3 separate regions of the Homo sapiens genome follow, and all the other regions are linked to region 1. Evidence: chromatin loops called from intact Hi-C (ENCODE). Cell type or tissue: PC-3. All regions are shown on one strand.

Region 1 (8,000 bases):
ATATTCTGTTTACTCATATGTGTCAATCTAAGATAACAACAGAGAGAATTCCTATCGATAGAAATGAATTCAATTGGGAATAAACAGGGGGTTAAAACTCATGTTATGACAAATCATAGGCATGTCTGGAGAGGCTGGGATAAGGAAAAACTCTTAAAGGCAAAAAGAAGAAGTACACATAAGCTGCTTTGAAACAAACGTCATTGGCCACAGGGACCTGCTGCAGGAGCTGATGTTAACTCATTGGTGAAAACAGCCATTGCTAGGCAACTGTTCTTGTGAGGGTGGCTGATCTGAAAAGTTGCAGTCTTGAGGAACTTTTTGCAATGAGCCAGATGAGCAGAGTGTGTAGGAACTTCTTGGGCAGAAACAACTGCTTCACTCGTCTTATTTATTTATTTATTTATTTTTGAGACTGGGTCTTGCTCTGTTGCCCAGGCTGGAGTGCAATGGGCAATTATAATTCTTGGGCTCAGGCAATCCTCCTGCCTCAGCCTCCCAACTAGCATGAACTACAGACATGCGTCACAACACCAGGCTAATTTTTAAATTTTTTTTGTAGAGATGGACTCTCCTTACGTTGCCCAGTCTGGTGCCTCACTTATCTTTGTATCCTCGCTGCTCAGGTCTATGTCATAGAACTAGTGATCAATAATGAGCCAATATTAGGCAGTACTGTTTAGTCTGTTGATTCTTAAAGTGTGATCCCTGGATCAGCAGCATCAGCATCACCTGGTTGAACTTGTTAGCGCTATAAATTATGTCCCATCCAGCTTGACTGAATCAGAAACTCTGGAGGGGAGACACAGCCATCTGTAGTTTAAAAAACTCTCCAGGAGACTCTGATGCCTGATAGAATTTGAGAGTAATTGGTTGAGTAGTGAGAAAATGACTGTAGAATCAGTGAGGCCTGGCTTAAATACTGTCTCTGTCACCTTTAAACTCTTTGACCTGAAATAACTTACTTAACATTTTTAAAGCCTCAGGTTTTTATATATAAAAAGGGGGTAGTAGGAGCTGTTTTATGACTGCTTAATGTTTAAATTAAATAATATAGCTAAAGCGTCTAGTATAATAATTGTCCCATGATATGTGCTCAATAAATGATAACCATAAACAATAATAATAATAATGATACCCATATATAATAATTTCCAGTTGATGGAAGTGGAAGACTGCTTTTGGCAGTCTCTCTGGATATTGTTTTGATTATACATAGAATAAAAAAAGTTACAGGGAAGTATAAAAAAATCCTTAGAATCAAAATATTGTAAGAAATGGCAAACAGAATCAACAAGAAAAAGGAAAGAAAAGAAAAATGATCAAGAGAGATAAATTTATTATGAGAGGATAAAATTCCAATGAAATTATTTGAAAATGTGGTACCTATATTTTGCAATACAATTCACAAGTTTTTTGCTTGGTTGAAAATAGAGACTTGGACATATTCAAAGTTTGAGTGGTATTTAATTTGCAAATTATTATCTTTTTTTATTTATAAGATTATTATTGAGCACCAACCACAGAGTAGGCTTGGTGGTAGATACAGAAATACAGAGATAAAGGACAGAGTATTCCTCACCTAAACTAAGCTAAGCTCAAGAGTCTAGTGGGACTTACCAGACACTACCAGGGTGATATCTAAAACAGGTCAGGTGATTTTTTTTTTTTTTTCAGACACAGTTCAAGCGATTCTCCTGCCTCAGCCTCCCAAGTAGTTGGGACTACAGGTGTGTGCCACCACGCTAACCTAATTTTTTTGTGTTTTTAGTAGAGATGGGATTTCACCATGCTAGCCAGGATGGTCTCGATCTCCTGACCTCTTGATAAGTGATTATTTCTTTAGGATTTTAAATAATTTATAATGGGAGGGATACAAAGAGGGAAAGCTAGATGAGCAGCTAAGATGGCCGTCAGTGTTTAGTGTGTCTGTGAACAAAGAGAAAGAGATTGTCTTCAGCATCAGCATTCCTTAAGTGGGCATTTCTCCTGGAATTTGTAGCCCTGATTTTGTTGAAGGTTTCACCAAGCCAGATCCATTGAAAAACTGTGTTTATTACTTTGGTTTTTCAGGGTAGAATTTCAAATTTGGTTTGATGCTCCAAATGTGTTGGTGATCTATACATTCAAGGCAGTGTGCTAGGTGCTGGGGGTACCAAAGATGAACAAAATGTAATCTTTGTCCTGAAAGAGTTCAGTGTCTACTGAGATAGATGCATATACTCTTAACAACGGTGTATTTTATAGCACTTTATAGTCAAAAAACACTTTCACGTAAATGATCTTAATTGGTCTTCACAATAGCCTAATGAAGTAAGTAGAGTCAGTATTGTCAGCCCATTCTACAGATAGACAATTAGATTAAAAACAATGCCTATTGTTTGTCTGGAGATTTACACTATGTTAACTCCATCCTCTATGTTACTGTCCTTAGGCAATCAATCAACAAGGTTTGTTGATTCTATCACCTACATGTCCCTGTAATTTCTCTCACTATTTCCACCACCACTGCCTTAGTTGAAATAAGTTCATCCTTCCTTGCCCAGGCTATTTCAATAACCTCCTAATTGGTCCCCCTGCCTACAATTTCTACCCACTCCAATCTGCCACAGAATTATCTTTCAAAAACAGCAATGATCATACCACTCAGCTGAAAAATTCTTGCTGGCTCCTCTCTCCACCAACATATGCATGGCATAAAGGCACTTCACAAGGCTCCCCCAATAAAAACTTCAAACCTTACCTCTTGATGTTGATCAACCCTGCCCCCTTGCTAAATACACACAGACTAGATGCTCCAGCTACACTAAACTTATCATATTTTTTCAACCCAATGATTGTTGAATATGAGTATCTACCAAACATTGCATGAGACTTGCTCATATTAACATTTTTAAAACCCAAAATTCAAATTAAACTGGCCATCCTGCTTTTTTCTTTGTTAAATCTGAGAACTCTAGTTCCTACAGACCTAAAATCCAGCTCTTATACCCCCTGGCCATTAAGCACTACCGCATGTGCAGTATCTAGTGACAACCAAGGCTGAAATTCCCACCCTGCCTTCATGGAACTTCCAGATGAGCAGAGAAGGTACAAAAACTATTTCTAGAATTGATATTTAACACTCAAAGCCTACATGTTTTTGATAAACATTGACGTGGTAAACTACAGGCCCAAGGACATGTCATGTACTCATCACATAGGAGAAAATAAATCCAAAACATTTTTTCAGTTGCCTAATGATAAGAATATATTGAAGGCAGTCTGAAAAGCTTAGTTGAAAATGTCTCGGTTACACTTTTACTCAAACTACTACAATATTGAGATCAGCGTAACCTTGGTCAAATTGCTTAACTCTTCTGTACTTCCTTTTAAAGTGTGCACGGGGGAGAGAATGGGGCAAGAGTAGGAGGGTAACCAAACTCTCTTGCCTAATGAAATGACTGTCAAGCTAAACGTGTAATATTAATATGTATTCAGACGAGGGCAGAGGCAAAAGTCAGGCGAGGAGCATTAATTAACAAGTTTTCAGTTCTTGTTGCAGAATGCACAAACCTGGAATTGGAGCCAGGAGATTGCAAAAATGATTCCAGATCTGCATGGTAACAATTTAGACTGACTTCCACTCCTGCCTGAAATTTTGCAGCAGAGGAAGTTCTTTCCCTGGCCGTCTGCCTTCCCCCGCCTCCTCCATCCCCCAGTACCTCAGGCCTCTCACTCCCCACATCTGTTTCCAAGCCAGAGAGCTTAGGGTCACAGCATGGCGCAATAAGCAGCATTAGCAGGCAGCATGAATCAGTGGCAAACCTTTGATTTTAATCCCTTGCCTCTCCTAGAGAGGAAGTGTGGTCTAGTGGTTAACCCACTGAAAAAGCAGCTAGAAGGCAAAATTCCTGGTCCTCTCCATGCCCTTGTTCTATTCTTATTGGGACACGCTGCCTGTCAAACATACTTTTTTTTTTTTTTTTTTTTCCAGCGTCCCTCTACTACATTATTCCCTCAACTGGCTTTATCATAAAACACATGCAGGAAACTGGTTAAACAATTCCTTAGCCTTATTCCAGAATCTCCCAGGGAAAGGCCTGGGAATCTCCATTTTTAACAGTTACTACAGATGAGTCTTTATAATCAGCCTCAGCTCATCTGTATGCCCGTTATACGTCACACCAGGCGAAGAAGAAGCAAGCTTTAAAGGAAACCTAGCCAGGGAACTGAGGCGAAAAGAGTGTATCTACAGAACGATTTGCTTTTACAAGCCCATGTGAGAAAGACGAAAGAGTAGGACAAGGAGATCCGGACTCTAGTTCTGGCTCTGTGTTTCCAGATCTGTGCGAGCATGGACAGGTCAGTGAAACTCCCCTGGTGGCATTCTCATCATCTTAAAAATAAAAGTGATTAGATCATCTCTTTCAGTTCTGTGATTCAATGAATTATTTCTGTGATTTCACAGAAATGCCAAGATGGGCTCAGAAAATCTCTTTTCCTGAAAATGACAGCGGGTGCAGTCACGGAGGTGTGGGCTGACTTGTTTGGGGTTGTGGGAAGACAATGGAGACAAGTGGCAGCCGGGAGGTTTGGGGCCATGGCCGCAAGGAGATTTCTCCCCTCCCTTCTCTCTTAAGGCTCTGCAGCTGGCCTACTTATGCAAAGGCTTTGGTTCCTCTTTCCTTTTTAAAAGCTTTTCTGATTCGTACATTCCCCTGAGGAGCAGAGATTCATCATTTTGCGGAGAACTTGCACACGCTTTCCTGAAAGGAAGAAAGGAGGGAGGGATGGGAGGGGTTGGGTGGATTAGTGAGTAGGCTAGGGTTGGTTGCCAAAGAAATGAGTCTCTCCATGTGTGATAAACATATAACCATCACATTGTTGGCTCTGAATATGCCCAGCAAAACCCTTTGTCCCACTTCCACAATGCCTAGAAGTGTGTTCTCGTTAGTGGACTGGACATCCGCCTACGCATCTGTCTCTGGAGCATTTGGGCATTCTTCCACCCCAGAACAAGTGGGGGTGAGTGAGGAGAAGGAGGAGTGAGTCATGACTGTAGGAAAAGGATGTCTTATGAAGCCAACGCAGAACTAGCTTCCTAGAAACATCATGACAGGTCCCATAAAGCCCACGTTTGGTTCTAATTATAACATGCCCACATTTGAGCATTTTTACAGTTTTCCCATGGTAACAACAGGGTTTCTGAGGAAGAGGACTTTGACTCAAATGTGCTCTATATGTCTAATAGTGTGAGCTGGTTGGACTAAAAAAAAAAGCAGTTATTTTTGCTATTTTACAAAGGAGATACTACTGGCTTGTCTATGCCTATTAACACAGCTATAAATGGGGGATAAGCACATGATATAAATAGGTCAAAATGAGCCAGATAAAATTTAAAAGATATTTTTTAAAGGCCAGGATGAGCAATGTAAACAAAATCAGAAAAAAATAAAAATCTTAAATAAGTGGAATTTGTTTTCCCCCTCAACTTGTGACAAATGGCAAGCTAAAAATAAACAAATAAGCAAGGATTTATTTAAAAAGCAACTTTGGAAGGACGCTTTGAACCATTTAATTCTGGCTCCATAGGCTACACATTCTGATCCTATTAAACCAGGACTGCTCTTTCTGGAGACGATCATAAAGCAGAGCACACATCTTTGAAAAATCAAGTTATGTTCAAGCATGATTTTAGTACCATGTGTTATTTTATTTTATTTACAAAATCTTTGAAAATGGCTAATTCTGAGAAAGTTATTCACAATCATTTGAAATTATATCTTAGTCCTTTGTTATTTTAGACAAATGAACATTTTATTTTTTGAATTAATTCTTTCCTATTTTTTATTATTTAGATACCAGAGATACTAGCCAGAACCTAGGAGACTGGAGTGAAAACCCTTTCTTCCTTTAGTATGAGGGATTCCAGGCTGGAATAACTAGATCTAGGAGACATCATGAGGCAAGAGGGATTTCCCAGGCTACGCTGGAGACAGAGCTGAGGAATAGTGTGTACTCCTGCGTGAAGCCGGCTTGGAGCTGGTTGGAATTTTTTTTTTTAACTCTCTGCAAAGCTGGCATATGTGGCATTTAGAAAAGGAAGAGAAATTCTGCCTATCCATTTTGCAAGATTATCAAATGAGACTTTACTCTGTAAATCTCAGCAGTTATGAAAGTTGGCATGGTTTTTAAACCCCACCACAGGAAGTGGTGATGATCAGAAAACATGTTGGCCATGTTTTGAAATTTTCCAGAAGTATAAGAGATTCTCTTCCTGTATAAATAATAATGACCTCAGGTTTAGTAACTTCTTAGGAAATGATTAAGGCAAAAAGATACATACCTTCCTCAATTTTAGTTTCTTCAGATAAATCCTTGGAATTTTGTATGATAAATTCAGGAAGTTTATTATGGTTTATTTTCATGACAAATGAAGAAATATTAACATGTGCTTGTTTTCCCCCATTTTAAGCATATTTACTTATTTTTACAACAAAATGCCCTCTTACCAAAATTTGGGCTAGAGCAGTAATGTTTTGAGGTGGGACCCCAATATATTGTGGATATTATAGTTGTTGATCAAAGTAATCAGTTGGCATCTGGTGAAGCAAAATATAATAGCTAATTTTTGTATAACGTATATAGCTTACTATGTGCCAGGCACTGTTTCCAGTACTTATAAAAATTGCCAGTATTGTAGATAATCCTCAAAACCACCTTGATTCCCATTTACAGATGGAAAAACAGAGGCACGGATAGGTTATGTAACTTGCCCTGGGTCACCAGATGATAAGAGAAGGAGCTGGGCTACAACTCTGGTAATGTGTTTCATCAGTCCAACCTCTTAATCACCATGTGATATTACCTCTTTGAAAAACTACCAAGAGCCCATTATAGAAAACAGAGCTGAGAGGAATGCATTTAAAAGACTCAAATTCTTGAAACTTAGTCTCAAACACAGACAAGCACTTTTTGAGAAATAGTCAGTAAGAGGAATATGCTTCTAGTGTCAAGAAGAGGAGTTCTTTGGCATGACTGTAGACACCTAAGGTCTTAGATATTGCTTGAATGAGTCATAAGAGGACAAAGGCCATTACTTCATCTTCTTTATCAACTGAAATATCATCCTTATGAAGTATCATAAAAGTGTACTTCCTGTCTATAAGGAACTTGTGGTTTGATAAGATAAAGGTAATTGTTGACATTTGATAAGCCCTTGTTGCAAAACTGCTGTAGATAGGGCATGTAAAAGTGAATAAGCCATCATGCTTGTTTTCAAGGTGGCTGCAGCCTGGATGGGAGATGGATAGTCACCACTGGGTGTGGTAGATGTCATGGCAGGTGGAAGAGAAGGAGTCTGTGAGAGCAGCAGGAGGGGCTCCAGCCTACGCAAGGGATTCCAGGATGTCTTCCCCAAGGACATAGTGCCTGACTGAAGTCCTTCAGAATGGTTTCCCCCCATTTCCACATCGCTCTTCCCTTCTCATCCATATCTGAATTTATAAGTAGTAGCTGTAAATACATGATCTGTTCTTATTTCCTACTCATATGTCTTCCTTCCCACTTACCTCCCAGGTTAGATGCTTGGATCAAGCTCAGCAGAAAAGAGCTAAGAAGCATTGGAGTAGGACAGCTGAATGCCTGGGAATAGATAATTTTTGCATCTGATGCACCCTATCTGTTTGGAGACCACACTACCTTAGCATTCTATGCAGATGGATCTCCTGGCTACTGACCACTTACCTGAGCTTCTTTTTCTTCTTTCTTTTTTATATTGCACATTGTAATTGTACATATTTATGAGGTATATATAATTTAATGTGTACATATATATGTTTTATAATGATCAAATCAGATATTTAGCTTATCCATCACTCATATATTTATCATTTCTTTGCTGTGAGAAACTTCAAAAGTCTCTCTTCTAAGCTATTTTGTAATATACAGTGGCTTACTGTTAACCATCATCACCCAAATGTGCAATGAAACACCAGAACTTATTCCTTCTATCTTAT
Region 2 (8,000 bases), 130 kb after region 1:
TTTTATTTTATGCAGTGCTGCTAGCAAGCTTCAGTGGATTTTGGACAAATGAGGTCACATCTTTAAATATCAACTTCCTTATTTGTAAAATGAAGTGACTGGACTGAATGCTTCTCAGTGTTCACTTATGTTCTGTGTTTTCTTAGATTCTGTATTTGTCTATTTGGCATTCATTAATCACAGGGCCAAACCAGTGGGCAAAGTTGTTTACGTATCCCCTGTGAACAAGCTTTTGCAGGTGCTCAAAATCGTATTACAAATTCTCCAACCAATCCTGAGTCCATAAGCTCAACCACCTCATTTCTCTAACTCCCATACAACATTTCAATACTTTCCCTGCTCTGAATCATACCAGGCAACTAGACACCACTCCTATGCTATATCAGAGCCCACAGACATTATTCAAACTAGCCAGTACTAAGCTGTTTCTCCTGTCCCACCTTGCCTCTCATGAAGAAAACACAATAAAGGCTCTAGGCCATGCTCCTTCCTGCTTCTGCCTCCTGATCTACTCTGCTGCTTCCCCATGTGGCCTTGCATGGTGTGCTGTGCCTCTTGTTTCTAGGGGAACTGTGAGTAGCAACAAATTGTTCTTTCAATGGCCTTGACCTCTTCATATCATCACTCACTCCCCAGCAATAAATTAAGACTGGGTACAGATCACTTAAGTGCAAATAATTTATCATTCTGTGCAGCTATCTCAGATTTAACATATATAATATTGGAAGGGGGTTTGTTCCTAATGTTCAGCCTAAGCCAAACCTCCGTTATTGCTGTTCAGTTCCTTCGGTCTTCATCCATGAACTGTGAGAAAGAAAGTACTTAAGGCTGCATCCCTGCTGCACAGGGAGTCTTTGCCTATTTCTAAAGTTCATATGACCTGTTAAGAAGACTCCTGGTTTGCCTTCTTATAAATCAGAAGCTGAGATTCAGGAAAACTTTTTCATCATACAGTTTTCAATGGTCTTTTTTTCCTCACACTGCTCTAAATCACCGGAACCACTTGTGCTTTCTACTTAGCCCAGTATGAGCTGTAATGTATTAACTTTGCTCTAAGTTGTTTCCTTTTTACAATTTTTTATTTAATTAATTAATTTATTTTTAGAGACAGCGTCTTACTCTGTCACGTAGGCTAGAGTACAATGGTGTGATCATAGCTCACTGCAGCCTCAAACTCCTGGGCTCAAGGGATCCTCCCCTGACACCTGTCTCAGCCTCTTAAATAGCTTAGACTACAGGTGTGCACCACCATGCCTAGCTTTTTTTTTTTTTTTTTTTTTTTTTTGGTAGAGATGGGGTCTTGCTGTGGTACTCAGGCTGTTCTCAAACACCTGCGCTCAGCTTCCCAAAGAACTGGGATTATAGGCATAAGCCATTGTGCTCAGTCTGGTGTTTCCTTTTTTTTTTTTTTTTTTTCTGTCAAGTACTGTTTTCCAAAAGTTATCTGTCTTTTGGCACCTCCCCAAACAATTGGCACTGTCATTTCCCTTTTAAGGATCCTCTCTCTAGGTGCCCTTAGGAATAAAGGTTGATTAAGACCTACAAGGGCATACTGGTGGCACAAATGAGTAAAATAGACTGGGCATAATGCAATAGGGGTGATGGAAACCATTGTAAAGAAACAGACCTGTACTCTGTTAATAGCTGTTATTTCTGTTTGAGCAATTATTGTCACATGAGAATTCTGTCTAATAGTGACAAATCTTTTTACTCTTCAACAGAAGGGAGAGCAAGACGGCCAAATAGAAGCCTCCAGCAATTATACACCCCCCCAGAGGAACAACAAATTAAGCAATACAAGAAAAGCACCTTCATGAAGTTGAAAACTGAGGTGAACAATCACAATACCTGGTTTTAACTTCACATCACTGGAAGAGGTACTGAAGAGGGTAGGAAAGACAGCTTCGAATCGCCTCCATCACTTCTCCCTTAACCCATTTGGCTCAGAGAGAATCTGTGCACTTTGGGGAGGGTGAATGCAGTAACTGTGCAATTTTACATATGACCTCAGTGTTGTCCTATCACAGTGGAAAGCAACAGAAGGCAGAACTCAGTTGGCACCCACGGAGGGAGCATTTAGGCCAGCCCTAGCCAGAGGAGAATCACTTATCCTGGCTGTTGGAACCTGAGTTCCAACAAGCTTCACCAGCACCACTGTTGGCTAAACTGCTGTGGGGTTCAAAATAAACTTGAAAGGCAGTCTAAGCCACAAGCACTGCAATTCCTGGGCAAATCTCAGTGCGGTGCTTGGCTCAGAGCCAGTGGACTTGGGGCACACATGACCAGATGGGGTGGCCAGGGGAAGGTCACCTCTCCTCCAACCCCAGGCAGCACAGGGAGAAACTTCTTCCTTCTGCTTGAGGAGAAGAGAGGGAAGAGTAAAGAGGACTTTGTCTTGGAACTTGGATATCCACTCAGCCATAGTAGAATGGGGCACCAGGCAGAGTCCTGAGGCCTCTTTTCTAGGCCCTAGCTCACAGATGACATTTCTAGACACACTCTGGGCTAGAAGGAAACCCGCTGTCTTGAAGGGAAGGACTCAGTCCTGGCAGAATTTATCACCTACTGATTAAGGAGCCCTTGGGTCCTGAATAATCAGCAGTAGCAACCAAGCAGTATTCACCTTGGGCCTTGGGTGAGACTCAGAGCCATGCTGGCTTCATGTGTGACCCAGCACATTCCCAGCTGTGGGCCTTACAAAAAGAGACTCCTTTTGCTTAAGGAAAGAAGAGGTAAGAAGAGTAAGGGGACTTGGTTTTGAAGCTTGGGTACCACCAGCTCTACTCAGCGGTGTAGAGCACCAAGTGGGCTCCTGGGGTTCCTGATTCCAGGCCTTGGCTCCTGGACAGCATTTCTCGATCCTTCCTGGGCCACAGAGGAGCCTATTTCCCTGAAAAGAGAATCCCAGGCCTGGTAACATGCACCACAAGCTGACTGAAGAGTCCTTGGGCCTTGAGTGAACATGGTGGTAGCCAGGTACTGTTTGTTGTGGGCCTGGGGCAGTGGTGACCATGGGGAGAGACTCATCTGCTTGAGAAAAGAGGAGGGAAGAGTGAGAAGGACTTTGTCTTAAAGCTTGGGTGCCAGCCCAGCAGTAGTAGAATAAAGCACCAAGTAGATCCCTAAGGTTCTTGACTCCAGGTCCTGGCTCCTGGATGACATCTCTGGACCCACACCCACCATGGGCCAAGGATAACTCACTGCATTGAAAGGAAGGACATGAGCTTGGCTAGATTTACCACCTGCTGGTTACAGAGCCCTTAGGCCTTGATGAACATAGGTGATAGCCAAGCAGTGGTAACTGCGGGCCTTGAGTGAGACCCCAGTGCTGGCTTTGGGTCTGACCCAGCACAATCCCAGTTGTGGTAGCCACAGGAGTGCTTCTGTCACTCCTCCCCTAGCTTCAAGTGGGGAGAGAGTGATGGGAGGAGACAGAGAGAGAGAGAGAGAGAGAGAGACTCTGTTTGGGAGAAAGTCAGGGAAGAGAACAAGGGTCTCTGCTGGATAATCCAGATAATTCTCTCAGGTCTCACTCAAGACATCAAGGAAGTACCTCTACAAGCCTGCAAGAGCCACAGCATCACTGGGCTTAGGGTGCCCCCTAATGCACATGCAACTGCAGTGACCAAAGACTTAGATCACAGTGCCCAAATCTCTTTGAAAAGGGACTCGGAAAGCCTTCCCAAGAAGGATGGGCACAAACAAGCTCAGACTGAGAAGACTATAATAAATACCTAACTCTTCAACATCCAGACACCCACAAACATCTACAAGCATCAAGACTACCCAGAAAATGGCTTCACCAAATGAATGAAATAAGCACCTGTGACCAGTACCAAAGACACAGAGATATGTGACCTTTCAGACAGAGAACTCAAAATAGCTGTTTTGAGGAGTCTCAACAAAATTTGAGATAACACAGAGAGAGAATTCAGAATCCTATCAGATGAAATTAATGAAGAGATTGAAATAATTTTAAAAAAAGAATCAAGCAGAAATTCTGGAGCTGAAAAATACAATTGACATACTAAAGAACACATCAGAGCCTCTTAACAGTAGACTTGATCAAGCAGAAGAATTAGTGAGCTTGAAGACAGGCTATTTGAAAATACACAACCAGAGAAGACAAAAGAAAAAAAAGAATAAAAAAGAATGAAGCATAAATGCAAGATCTAGAAAATAGTCTCAAAAGGGCAAACCTAAAAGTTATTGGCCTTAAAGAGGAAAGAGAGAGAGAGAAAGAGAGAGAGAGATACCAGGGTGGAAAGTATATTTAAAGAGAAAATAACAGAACTTCCCAAACCTAGGGAAAGATATCAATATTTAAGTACAAGAAGGTGATAGAACACCAAGCAGATATAATCCAAATGAGACTACCTCAAGACATTTAATAATCAAGCTCCCAAAGGTCAATGATAAAGAAAGCAGCAAGAGAAAAGAAATAAGTAACATGCAGAAGGAAAAAAAAAAAACCTTTTATCCTAAAGTAGCATACCCTGTGAAAATATCCTTCAAACATGAAGGAGAAATAAAGACTTTCCCAGACAAACAAAAGTTGAGGGATTTCATCAATACTAGACCTGTCCTACAAGAAATGCTAAATCCACTTCCTCAGTCTGAAAGAAAAGGACATTAGTGAGCATTAGGAAATCATCTGGAGATACAAAACTCACTGGTAATAGTGGGTACACAGAAAGACAGAATATTATAACACAATAATTGTGGTGTGTAATCTACTCATATCTTGAGTACAAAGACTAAAAGATGAACCTATCAAAAATAGTAACTACAAAAATTTTTCAAAACACAGACAATATAATAAGATATAAATAGGAACAACAAAAAGTTAAAAAGTGGGGGATGAATTTAAAGTGTAGAGTTTGTATTACTTCTCTCTTTGCTTGCTTGTTACTTTGTTTAAGCAATCAGCATTAAGTTGAGCTTAGTCTAAAATAAGGAGTTATAAGATATTATTTATAAGCTTCATGGTAACCTCAAATCAAAAAACATGCAACAGATGTACCAAAACAAAAAGCAAGAAATTGAAACATACCACCAGAGAAAATCACCTACACTAAAGGAAGACAGGAAAGAAGGAAGAGAAGACCACAAAACAATCAGGATACAAATTTTAAAATGACAGGAGTAAGTCTTTACTTATCAATAATAACATTGAATGTAAATGGACTAAACTCTCCAACCAAAAGACATAGAGTGGCTAATTCGTTAAAAAAAAAAAAAAAACAAGATCCAATGATCTATTGCCTATAAAAAACACTCATCACCTGTAAAGTGACATAGACTGAACATAAAGGGATGGACAATTATATTCTATGCAAATGAAAATGAAATGAGCAGGAGTAGCCATATTTATATCATACAAAATAGATTTCAAGACAAAAACTATAAGAAGAAACAAAGAAGGTCACTATATATTGATAAAGGGGTCAATGCAGCAAGAGGATATATAAGAATTTTAAATGTATATGCACCCAACACTGGGGCATCCAGATATATATAACAAATATTATTAGAGCTAAAGAGAGAGATAGACCCCAATACAATAATAGCCAGAGACTTCCACATCCAACTTTCAGCATTGGACATATCTCCTAGACTGAAAAGCAACAAAGAAACATCTGACTTAATTTGCACTATAGACCAAGTGCACCTAATAGATATTTACAGAACATTTCATCCAATGGTTGCAGAATACACATTCTTTTACTCAGCATATGGATTATTTTCAAGGATAGGCCATATGTTAGGCCACAGAATGTCTTAAAAATTCAAAATAATTGAAATAATATCAAGTATCTTATCTGACCACATGGAATAAAACTAGAAATCAATAACAAGAGGAATGTTGGTAACTGTACAAACACTGGTAAACAGTATGTTTCTGAATGACCAGCAAGTCAATGAAGAAATTACGAAGGAAATTGAAAGTCTTCTTGAAATAAATGATAATGGAAACACAACATAAAACTTTTAGGGTACAGCAAAAGCAGTACTAAGAGGAAAGGATATAGCAATAAGCACCTTCAAAGAAGTAGAAAAACTTCAAATAAATAACACAATTATACATTTTAAAGAACTGGAAAAACAAGAGCAAATCAAATTCAAAATTAGTATAAGAACAGAAGTAATAAAAATCTTAACAGAAATGAATGAAATTTAAATAAAAATACACAAAGATCAATGAAATGAAAAGTTTGTTTTTTGAAAAGATAAACAAAACCGAGAAACTTTTAGCCAGATTAAGAAAAAAAGAGAGAAGACCCTAATAAAAAAAATTCTGAGATGAAAAAGGAGACATTACAACCAATACCACAGAAATTCAAAGGATAATTACAGGCTACCATGAGCAACTTTATGCCAATAAATTGGGAAACCTAAAGAAATGGTTAAATTCTTAGACAAATACAACCTACCCAGATTGAATCATGAAGAAATTCAAAACCTGAACAGACCAATAACAAGTTACAAGATCGAAGCCATAATCAAAAGTCTTCTAGCAAAGAAAAGCCTTGGACCTGATGGCATCATTGCTGAATTCTACCAAGCATTTAAAGATGATCTAAAACCAATTCTACTCAAACTATTCTGAAAAATTGAGGAGGGGGAATACTTCCAAACTCATTCTACATGGCCAGTATTACCCTGATACCAAAATCAAAGACACATCAAAAAAAGAAAGCTACAGGCCAATATCGCTGATGAACAGTGATGTAAAAATCCTCAACAAAATACTAGCAAACCAAATTCAACAACACATTAGACAGATCATTCAGTATGACCAAGTGGGATTTATTCCAGGGATGCAAAGATGGTTCAACATATGCAAATCAATCAGCATGATACATTATATCAACAGAATGAAGGACAAAATCATGATCATTTCAATTGATGCTGAAAAAGCATTTGATAAAATTCAACATCCCTTTATGAAAAAAACCCTTAAAAAACTGGGTATGGAAGAAAATACCTCAATACAATAAAAGCCATATGTGATAGATCCACAGCTAGTATAACACTGAATGAGGAAAAACCAAAATCTTTTCTCTAAGACCTGGAACATGACAAGGATGTCACTTTCACTATTGTTATTCAACATAGTACTAGAAATCCTAGTTAGAGCAATCAGACAAGATAAGGAAATAAAGGGCCTGCAAATTCAAAAGGAAGAAGTCAAATTCTGCTTGTTTGTGGATAATGTAATCTCATATTTGGAAAAACCTAAAAAATCTGCCAAAAGATCTGCTAGAACTAAAACATATTCATTAAAGGTACAGACTGCAAAATCAACATACAAGAATCAGTAGCATTTCTATATGCCAACAGTGAACAATCTGAAAAGGAAATCGAGAAAGCAATTCCATTTACAATAGCTACAAATAAAATAAAATACCTAGATGTAAACTTAACCAAAGAAGAGAAAGATCATGATAATTAAAACTATACAACACTGATTGGGCCAGGTGTGGTGGCTCACGCCTGTAATCCCAGCACTTTGGGAGGCTGAGGCAGGCAGATCACCTGAGGTCGGGAGGTCAAGACCAGCCTGACCAACACGGAGAAACTCCATCTCTACTAAAAATGTAAAATTAGCTGGGCATGGTGGCGCATGCCTGTAATTCCAGCTACTAGGGAGCCTGAGACAGGAGAATCGCTTGAACCTGGGAGGTGGAGGTTGCGGTGAGCTGAGATTATGCCATTGCACTCCAGCCTGGGCAACAAGAGCGAAACTCCATCTCAAAAAACAACAACAACAACAACAAAAAAAGAAAACTATAAAACACTGATTAAATAAATTGAAGAGGACACAACAAAATGGAAAGTTATTTCGTGTTCATGGATTGGAAGAATCAATATTGTTCAAATGTCCATACTACCTAAAGCAATCTACAGATTCAATGCAATCTCTATCAAAATACCAATGACATTCACCACAGAAATAAAAAAAAAATCCTAAAATTTATATGGAACCACAAAAGACT
Region 3 (8,000 bases), 66 kb before region 1:
TGCAAGAAGTAAGTTACGACCTGGCAAGATGCAATGGCAAGTTCAGCAGGCCTCCTATATGCCTGCAAGATAGAGTCTCTCTGCTTCTCTCCACATACATAGATTCAGACAAACCTCCCTTTTACACATTCACAGAAGCATCTGGATATCGCCCGTCAAAAGCACTCAAGGCATTAATATGGAAATAACCAATGGGTTTAGCACCTTCAAAAAAAAAAAAAAAAGGCGGGTGCGGTGGTTCACGCCTGTAATCCCAGCACTTTGGGAGGCCAAGACAGGTGGATCACGAGGTCAGGAGATTGAGAGCATCCTGGCCAACATGGTGAAACCCAATCTCTACTAAAATACAAAAAATTAGATGGGCATGGTGGCTCACGCCTTTAGTCCCAGCTACTTGGGAGGCTGAGGCAGGGGAATCGCTTGAACCTGGGAGGCGGAGATTGCAGTGAGCCGAGATCGTGTCACTGCACTCCAGCCTGGCGACAGAGTGAGACTCTGTCTCAAAAAAAAAAAAAAAAAAAAAAAAGAGATAGTTGTTAATCTCAAGGAATTTCCAGTTGGTAGAATGTAAGGGGGAAATCTGTCTCTCTCTCTCTCTCATAAGCTGGAGCACTGCTGATATACCCAATAGTTAAGTAACAAACCAGGACTATGATCTTGAACTAGCCTCTACCTCCTCTGGGTTTCAGCTTCCTCACCTGGAAAATGAAGGGATTGCTGGATGATCTTCAAGGTCCCTGCCAGATGGAATTTTATGATTCTGTAAACCCAGAACTAACGTGTAAAATGGGGAATTCGTCTTAAAATTTTTTTCAGCATCATTTAACCTTTGTCTTCACCTTTGCAAGTGAGTCTGTTCCCAACCTATGTGAGCAAAAGATCATTACTGACAAGAGTGGGGCTTGGAGTAGTGATGTTCTGAAGCACATACCAGATCTATCTGTTGATGGTGCTTTCAGAAGAGCCACCAATATTTGGTAGATCACTGTAAACCTACAATTTCAAAGTTATTTCGGTAAAACTGCTTTACATAGTGAGTTAATTTTCCATACTTTGCTGTCTTAGGTTTTCCTCTGTTAAATACATGTCCATTATTTTGGTTGATGCTTTTGAGATGTTCCCACTAGGTGAGATTGCTCTCAAAATAAATTCCAATGATTTGGTCTCATCAAATGGCAGAAGGTTCTAATTGTATAAAACTACCACTAAAAAATCGGTGGCAATTTGGACTTGCATAAAGCACAGAAATTGTGATGTTAATTGCTCTCCTCTACCTTCTCTCTGTGTTAATTGCCACGGATAATTGCCACCTCCCAGCTAATCATGGAATATGGGGATGCTAGGTAGACTGCCCTCCCTATCTGTATTAAACCATTTGTGACAAATAAATATGCAAGAGGTGGTAGGCAAATGAATTTATGTCCTTAATTTTATTGCTTGTATTGAGTTAATGTGTTCCCAAACTCTTCTTTAATTGCTGTGTCCTTGTCTGTTATTGAAAACCTGGGAAGTTATAAGTTGTTACATAAGATGTCATGACAGGTAAACTCTTATCTCCAGAAGTTGACTTATTACTTATATTATCTTGTATTTATACTTAGGAAATAGCAAACAACTTGACAGCATTACTTTCTTCGTCATTTTCAATTGCTTGTGAAACAATTTATTAGTACAGACCTTCCAAAAAGCCACATTCAGCAAAAGATTTCATAAAGCTTATAAAACTTTATTTCATTTATGTCTTTCAGTTCTTAACAAAGATGAAAGAATATTTCCTTTTTAGGAAGTTTCCTTTTTAGGTCTCATTTCATACAGACAGCCCTTGAGTGAGAGTCCTTTGCTCCAAATGAAAGAAAATTTAGCTTTGAGTATGATCATTTCAGAATGATACTCTGAACAACATGAAAACTAATTGCTACCCAACAAAAAGATAAAGGATTGACCCAAATTTTCCTATCCCCCCCTTATTTCCAAATATTCTAAAGGTCCTCTCTGGTTCTCCCAGCCTACCATGATTAGTCCAAGCCCCTTTGCCTGCAATAATCACATGCTAGTTGTAAAAACATTAAAAAATGCTGATACTGTGACTGGTGAACAAAATCATCATTATTTGATGATGCCCAAATCTGTCTCAAACCACATTTTCTGCCATGGTGGTAAACATCTGACCTCTATTAGCATGTATTTTAAAAAGTTTTTTTTTGTTGTTTTTTTTGTTTTGTTTTTTTTTTGAGATGGAGTCTCACCCTGTCACCCAGGCTGGAGTGCAGTGGCGCATCTCAGCTCACCGCAAGCTCCGCCTCCCAGGTTCACGCCATTTTCCTGCCTCAGCCTCCCGAGTAGCTGGGACTACAGGAGCCCTCCACTGCGCCCGGCTAATTTTTTGTATTTTTACTAGAGACGGGGTTTCACCGTGTTAGCCAGGATGTTCGTGATCTCCTGACCTCGTGATCTGCCTGCCTCAGCCTCACAAAGTGCTAGGATTACAGGCATGAGCCACTGTGCCTGGCCTTAAAGAAGATAATTTTTAAGGGTGCAGTAAATATATGCTGAAAAGCTTGAAATCAACAACTGTGTTAGTCTCAAACAGCCTTCAGCTCCACAAGCACATTAGCAAACCAAAAAAACAGGGTTAGTGTAATATGTTTTAATACTTTTTGAAGAATGCAACAATCCCATAGGCCATTACTGACTAGAAATGGTGACATTTCACAAGTGTCCCAAACTTGGGATTTATTGAGCTTCTCCATAGTAGAGTGTCTTTTCAAACTTGCTTCTATTAGTTTTCATCATCGCTGTTTTCTTTATTATGGTTGTTTCCAACAGTTTAAATAGAAAAATGCTACACATATTTCAAAGTGAGGAGCCTTGTATAGACCGGCATATAAGCACAGGAAGTAGCATTTAAGCTACACAAATGTTTCCCAGCCCTTGCCACTGAATAGGCCCATTGTTCTCCATCCAAGCTGTACGTCATGATCATGTGTGGGGTTTAAAAAATATAGATTTCTAGGCCCTGCCTTGGAGATTCTCAGTTGTTCTGAGGTGGGGTTGGGGGATGGTCCAAACTTCTATAGTCAAAAAAAGTGCCACAGATGTTTCTGCTGCACAGTGATCGCTGAGGTCTTGGATTTAGTAAAGCAATACCAAGAATCTTAATTTCTTGTCTGTTATAAAATTTTTAAAAGGCAGTACCTACAAGTTAAACTTGGGTGAAAGTGCCAGTTCCACTGCTTACTGTGCAAACTTGGGCAAATCTCTTACTGTTTCTGAGCATCATGGTTTTCATCTGAAAAATGGGGAATCATAGTTTCCTAATGAAATGTGGTGAAGATTAAACGAGATAATGTATGTTACCTCATGTTCCCCAGTGCCTTAGTAAGCACATAATATGTAATAGTTATGATTTTATTCCCCTTTGTGTATGTCATCTGGAGAAATTTATACCTGAGAGATTGAATATGAGAGATTATTCTACCTACCTATGCCCAGGGGGACAAGGGGATCTATGAGAAACTAAAAATTGTAAAACCTGGCTGTTGACATCTAAACATTTGGAAATCAATGGCTAGTCATCTTTCCTACAGAAGGAAATGGAAAAATGAAACCACCCTTCTTCATTATGAAGGAAGATGCCTAAGAAGAATGGTTCTCTGAAAAACAAGATGTAACAATGGCTGCTGGTCATTGACCAACTTCAGCAGGAGAGATTGCTGATCTCTTGTTACTCTCAACTCCCACTGTGGGGGATGAGGCAGGTCTCTTCCCTATTCTCTTTTTCTACCATGGTTATTCCTGCTGCTTTGCCTTGGTTTTTCTGCTCTTCCCGTATCACTTAGATCCTATATATTCTTGTCTCTTTTGATCAGCCCAGCTTTCAGTGAAGCTTTTCTTGCCCCCATTTCTTGAACTTCTGTTGTCTTAACTAGTACCTTGAACTGTATTCATTTTATTATTTTGTTGTTGTTAGTCCTGTCTTTCCAAATGGACTTCAAATTTTCTGAGGGAAAAGATATTTTGCTAACTTTCATGTACATCTTCTTTCTTAGCCCAGCACACACAGCCATAGATGTAAAAGATTGCCTCATAAAAGCAAATCAGGTGCTGAAGAGAGTCATCTGTATGTGAAGCAGAGAGTCAATGAGGCCATCTTTAGTGGTTGGTGTGCTAGTGACTTAAGGTTCAATTTTAGCAGCTGTTCTTCACTTTCCAACAGGGATATATAAAACACACAGATTGTTATAACTCTCCTTTGACTTTCCTTGTTGATAAATTTAGATATAATATTTTCCTATTTTAAGTAGTGGTTCTCAACATTGTTTACACGTTAGAATCATCTGGAAAGCTTTAGAAAACCCTCATGTTCAGACTACACCACAGACCAATTAAATCAGAATTTCTAGGAGTGAAGCCAAGGCATCAGAATTTTTAAAAGCTTCCTAGGAGATTCCAATGTACAGCCAAGATTGAGAACCACTGTTTTAGATTAAACTATGTAAAATCTGATTAAGAGACCCCTAGATTGGAAACTGACAATAAACAAACATCCAGGTCTGGGATTTCTTAATGGGCTCCACTGGTGCTGTGGACTTCCTTCTCATTCTGACTGTTCTTTTCCTAAGCTGCCTTAAGGCACATTGTTCAGTGGATCCGAGACTCCGATTTGAGAACAAGCATAAGCAAGAAGTGAAACTCTTGCAGCAGGGTACGTGTACCTGCTGTTAATCTTGGATTGCTCATAGTCCTAAACGATGCCCATTATTCAAATCTCAAATTGAATGTTATTTCTTGATGGAGTCTTCTCTGACAACTCTCATATCCATTAATAGTTGAACACTAGTCATACTTTCTCAAACACTCTATTGTTTCCCTTTATAGCACTCATGATATACAGAAATTTTAATGGTTATTTGCTTAATATGTAATACACCACCTCCCCCTCCTCCTACCGCTGGGTTTTGAGCTCATGGATGGAAGAGACCATCTCTGCCTTATTCATTATTGTAAATTTGGCAGCCATCACAATGCATGTGGTAAGAGCTGAGTAAATAGTTGGTGAAGGAATAGAAATCAGAGTACTATTGTTAGATGAGTGTTTATTGACGGGGGAGAATGGTAGAGTCCGGTGCCTCTCTGTGGAGCATTCTATCAATTGTGAGATAGTGCAGAGTGGGGGCAATCTCAATTACCTAATTTTGACCAGTGATTCTCAAATATGGCCTGCTCAGGAGAATCACCGGGATGTTTTGTTGAAAGTACAGATGCCTATGCCTCATCTCCAAAAGATCTGATTTCAGTAGTGTGATGTCAGAGCTAGGAATAAGTTTGCCAGCTAAGTCTGATGCCCTCGGCCACAGTCCAGCATTTAGAAACTACTGCTTTAGCCATTGCCTGAAATGACTTTCAGAACCACTGTCAAATTTGGAGCCTGCATTTTCTGTAGCTCAGTTATTCTTTTGCTCTGTGATGAAATTATGAAGGTGAGGTTAAGGGTTTTCTTTGGAAGAGAGACACATTGCTTTATGCAACAACTCTGGAGGGATAATGCCCCCAGTGCCATCTACTCTGTTTATAATGTGGCTGGCTGAACTTATGGTTTCTTAGGAATCCATGTTCTAAAGCCTGATGGTAATATTAGAACTATGTCAATGTAACACTTTCCCCAAATGCTTGGAAAACTTAACCACGTAGGCCACGGTGTGTGGCTATACTGATCTCAGTGGCTGTACTCACACTGAAAAAAATATGTCAGCATTGGCCATATTTTTATATACCTAGATCTATTTTGAGAAACAGTCAACATGGGAAATATTACATTAAATATTCATGGCATTTGTGTTCATGCTGAAAAAAGTTACACAGATTATAAAACTTCAGTGACTCAGAAATCTCCCATCTATCAAACTCAACTAGCCAAAAAGAGCAAAGAAGGAAAAAATAAGCAAAAGAGAACTCCAGATATCAAAAATATGTGGAATTTTAAATAAAACCTATATGAACAAAAGTAAGACTTTTTTCTTTTTTTTAAAGTAGAATCCATTTACTCAGGATCTATTTGCTGTAACTTTAGACATAATCTAACTGCTTTGGGGAATCATGATGCAGGTACAGTAAACACAAGAATACCAAAATCATAGCCATGTAACACTTCTTGGGCTGAAACAGTCATTTGTTTCAGTGTCTACACTTTAATATTTAATAATTGATAATATTTACATGTGTTATATAATTTAATATTTATCATCAACAAAGAGAACTCCAGGGAAGATAATATTCCCATTCTACAGATGAGGAAACTGTGTGGCAGAGAGGTTAAAAAACTCAATGAAGTCATTCTGATTTCTAATTCAATAAACTTTCTGCTGTATTATGTTGCCTGATGGAGTTTCACTGTTTGTTGCCCAGGCTGGAGTGCAATGGTGCCATCCTGGCTCACTGCAACCTCTGCTTCCCAGGTTCAAGCAATTCTCCTGCCTCAGCCTCCCAAGTAGCTGGGACTACAGCTGTGCACCACCATGCCCAGCTAATTTTTTTTTTTTTAATTTTTAGTAGAGACAGGGTTTCACCATGTTGGCCAGGCTGGTCTCAAACTCCTGACCTCGGGTGATCCACCCGCCTTGGCCTCCCAAAGTGCTGGGATTACAGGAGGGAGCCACCTCACCTGGCCTTCCATTGCCTTGTAAAATAAAGAACAACTTTTGATAACCATGAAGAGAATCTAGAATCATCAAGAAAAGGTTGAAGTTTAGCATACTTAGTTTAAAAGTGTAGAATCATCTATGGTATTTTACAAATGTTTCCATTAACAATAGTTAAAATTAAATAACAATGTGTGAGTGCCTGAAGGAGTAAGTTTCTGTCATATGGAAAAATCACTTATGTGAAATCTTTACTTTGTAGGAATTCAGATGAAAAAGAAATACAAACATACTCACACATTTTTAAAACTGGACTTCTTGCCACTATGAGTCACCACCATTTTTTATGTGAATGTGGTGTGGCATGGGTTATTTATTATTTACATGGTTCACAAACCATTCTTCCGTGCTCAAAAATGGCCCAGGAAAGGAAGGGAAGGAGACAGCACCACTCAATTAAAACAAGAGATTTTTAACAAGACAGTATATGCCCTAACTGGGAGCCAGGACACTGATACTAACCTCTTCTTCACAAAAAGTGATTAAGGGATCTTGGTTTGTGCTAAAGTTCTGCTTGGCAATACGTATGATGGTACTATTACAATAGCTTGTATAAGTTATGCCTTTTTCAAATTCTTACCTTGCCCTTTATCAGCACAGTTCTCCAATCCTAGGATCAGATGTATGGCTGATATAAATCAGCAGAAAACAAAATTCTATATTCCTGTTCCCTGCAATCAATGAGTGGACAGACTGTAAACTCTGCAAGGATAGAAGTTGCTATTATTTTGCAATTGTTTCATTCCTTACTTTACTCACTGATATTTTCTGCAGAGCTGTGCTGGCCATTGGCCTTTGACCTTCCAGGATTTGGTCAAAAAAATTTTTTTTCCAGGATGCTTTCAGATGTCAAAGCATTTGTGAACATTTTACTTCTGAATCCATGTTGGTATTAAAGTAAAGAAGTAATCCCAAATATTAATCTACTGTCTGATTTTTTTTATTATAGTGCTCTTAAACTATTGTGGAGTTATTTTTGCTTCTCTATTCTAAAACTGGGAAAATTGATTTTGAGTCATGACATCAAATTTTTCCTCATCTCCTTATCCATTAATTTGTTAATGGGTTATTTGGTGGTTTTAAAACATGTCCATAAATTCTTTGACACAACTCCTTTCAAAGCTGGAGTCTAATTCCCTGCCACTTCAATGTCCACCAGAGGTAGCGACTCACTTTTAACACACCAAATGTGGCAAGAAGTCATGATCTGTGACCTCTAAAGATAGCCCATAAAAAATATCACCACTTCCATTTGCTCTCTTTTATGTTGTCCACTTTTGGGGGAAGCCAGCTGCCATGTTG

The links. Hi-C counts contacts between places; a loop is a spot of excess contacts. Peaks named below come from ENCODE experiments on the same cell type or tissue, not always from the same donor. Only the 100,000 strongest peaks of a DNase experiment are listed, where the experiment ranks them.
Region 2: it touches region 1 in a loop (4-fold over the local background); 5 of 110 quality-filtered maps call a loop at or near these places.
Region 3: a loop joins it to region 1, with 6 times the contacts of the local background. A loop is called at or near these places in 2 of 110 quality-filtered maps.

The regions. Positions count from the first base shown.
Region 1 is chr15:38,126,687-38,134,686 of GRCh38, reverse strand. No RefSeq gene overlaps it. Among named protein-coding and RNA genes, the nearest start is that of LINC01852, 58 kb to the right of the region's middle. RefSeq lists enhancers at 4,366-4,495, 4,626-4,675. In PC-3, no CTCF peak of the experiment used is centred here; DNase peaks (open chromatin) are centred at 3,776, 4,826, 6,196 and 7,116; H3K4me3 peaks cover 2,659 bases; H3K27ac peaks cover 4,575 bases.
Region 2 is chr15:37,998,681-38,006,680 of GRCh38, reverse strand. It overlaps a transcript of TMCO5A not described here. Among named protein-coding and RNA genes, the nearest start is that of LINC02345, 38 kb to the left of the region's middle. In PC-3, a CTCF peak has its summit at 3,595 (motif pointing left); a DNase peak (open chromatin) is centred at 3,590.
Region 3 is chr15:38,192,709-38,200,708 of GRCh38, reverse strand. No RefSeq gene overlaps it. Among named protein-coding and RNA genes, the nearest start is that of SPRED1, 56 kb to the left of the region's middle. In PC-3, no CTCF peak of the experiment used is centred here; DNase peaks (open chromatin) are centred at 4,988 and 7,008; H3K27ac peaks cover 3,690 bases.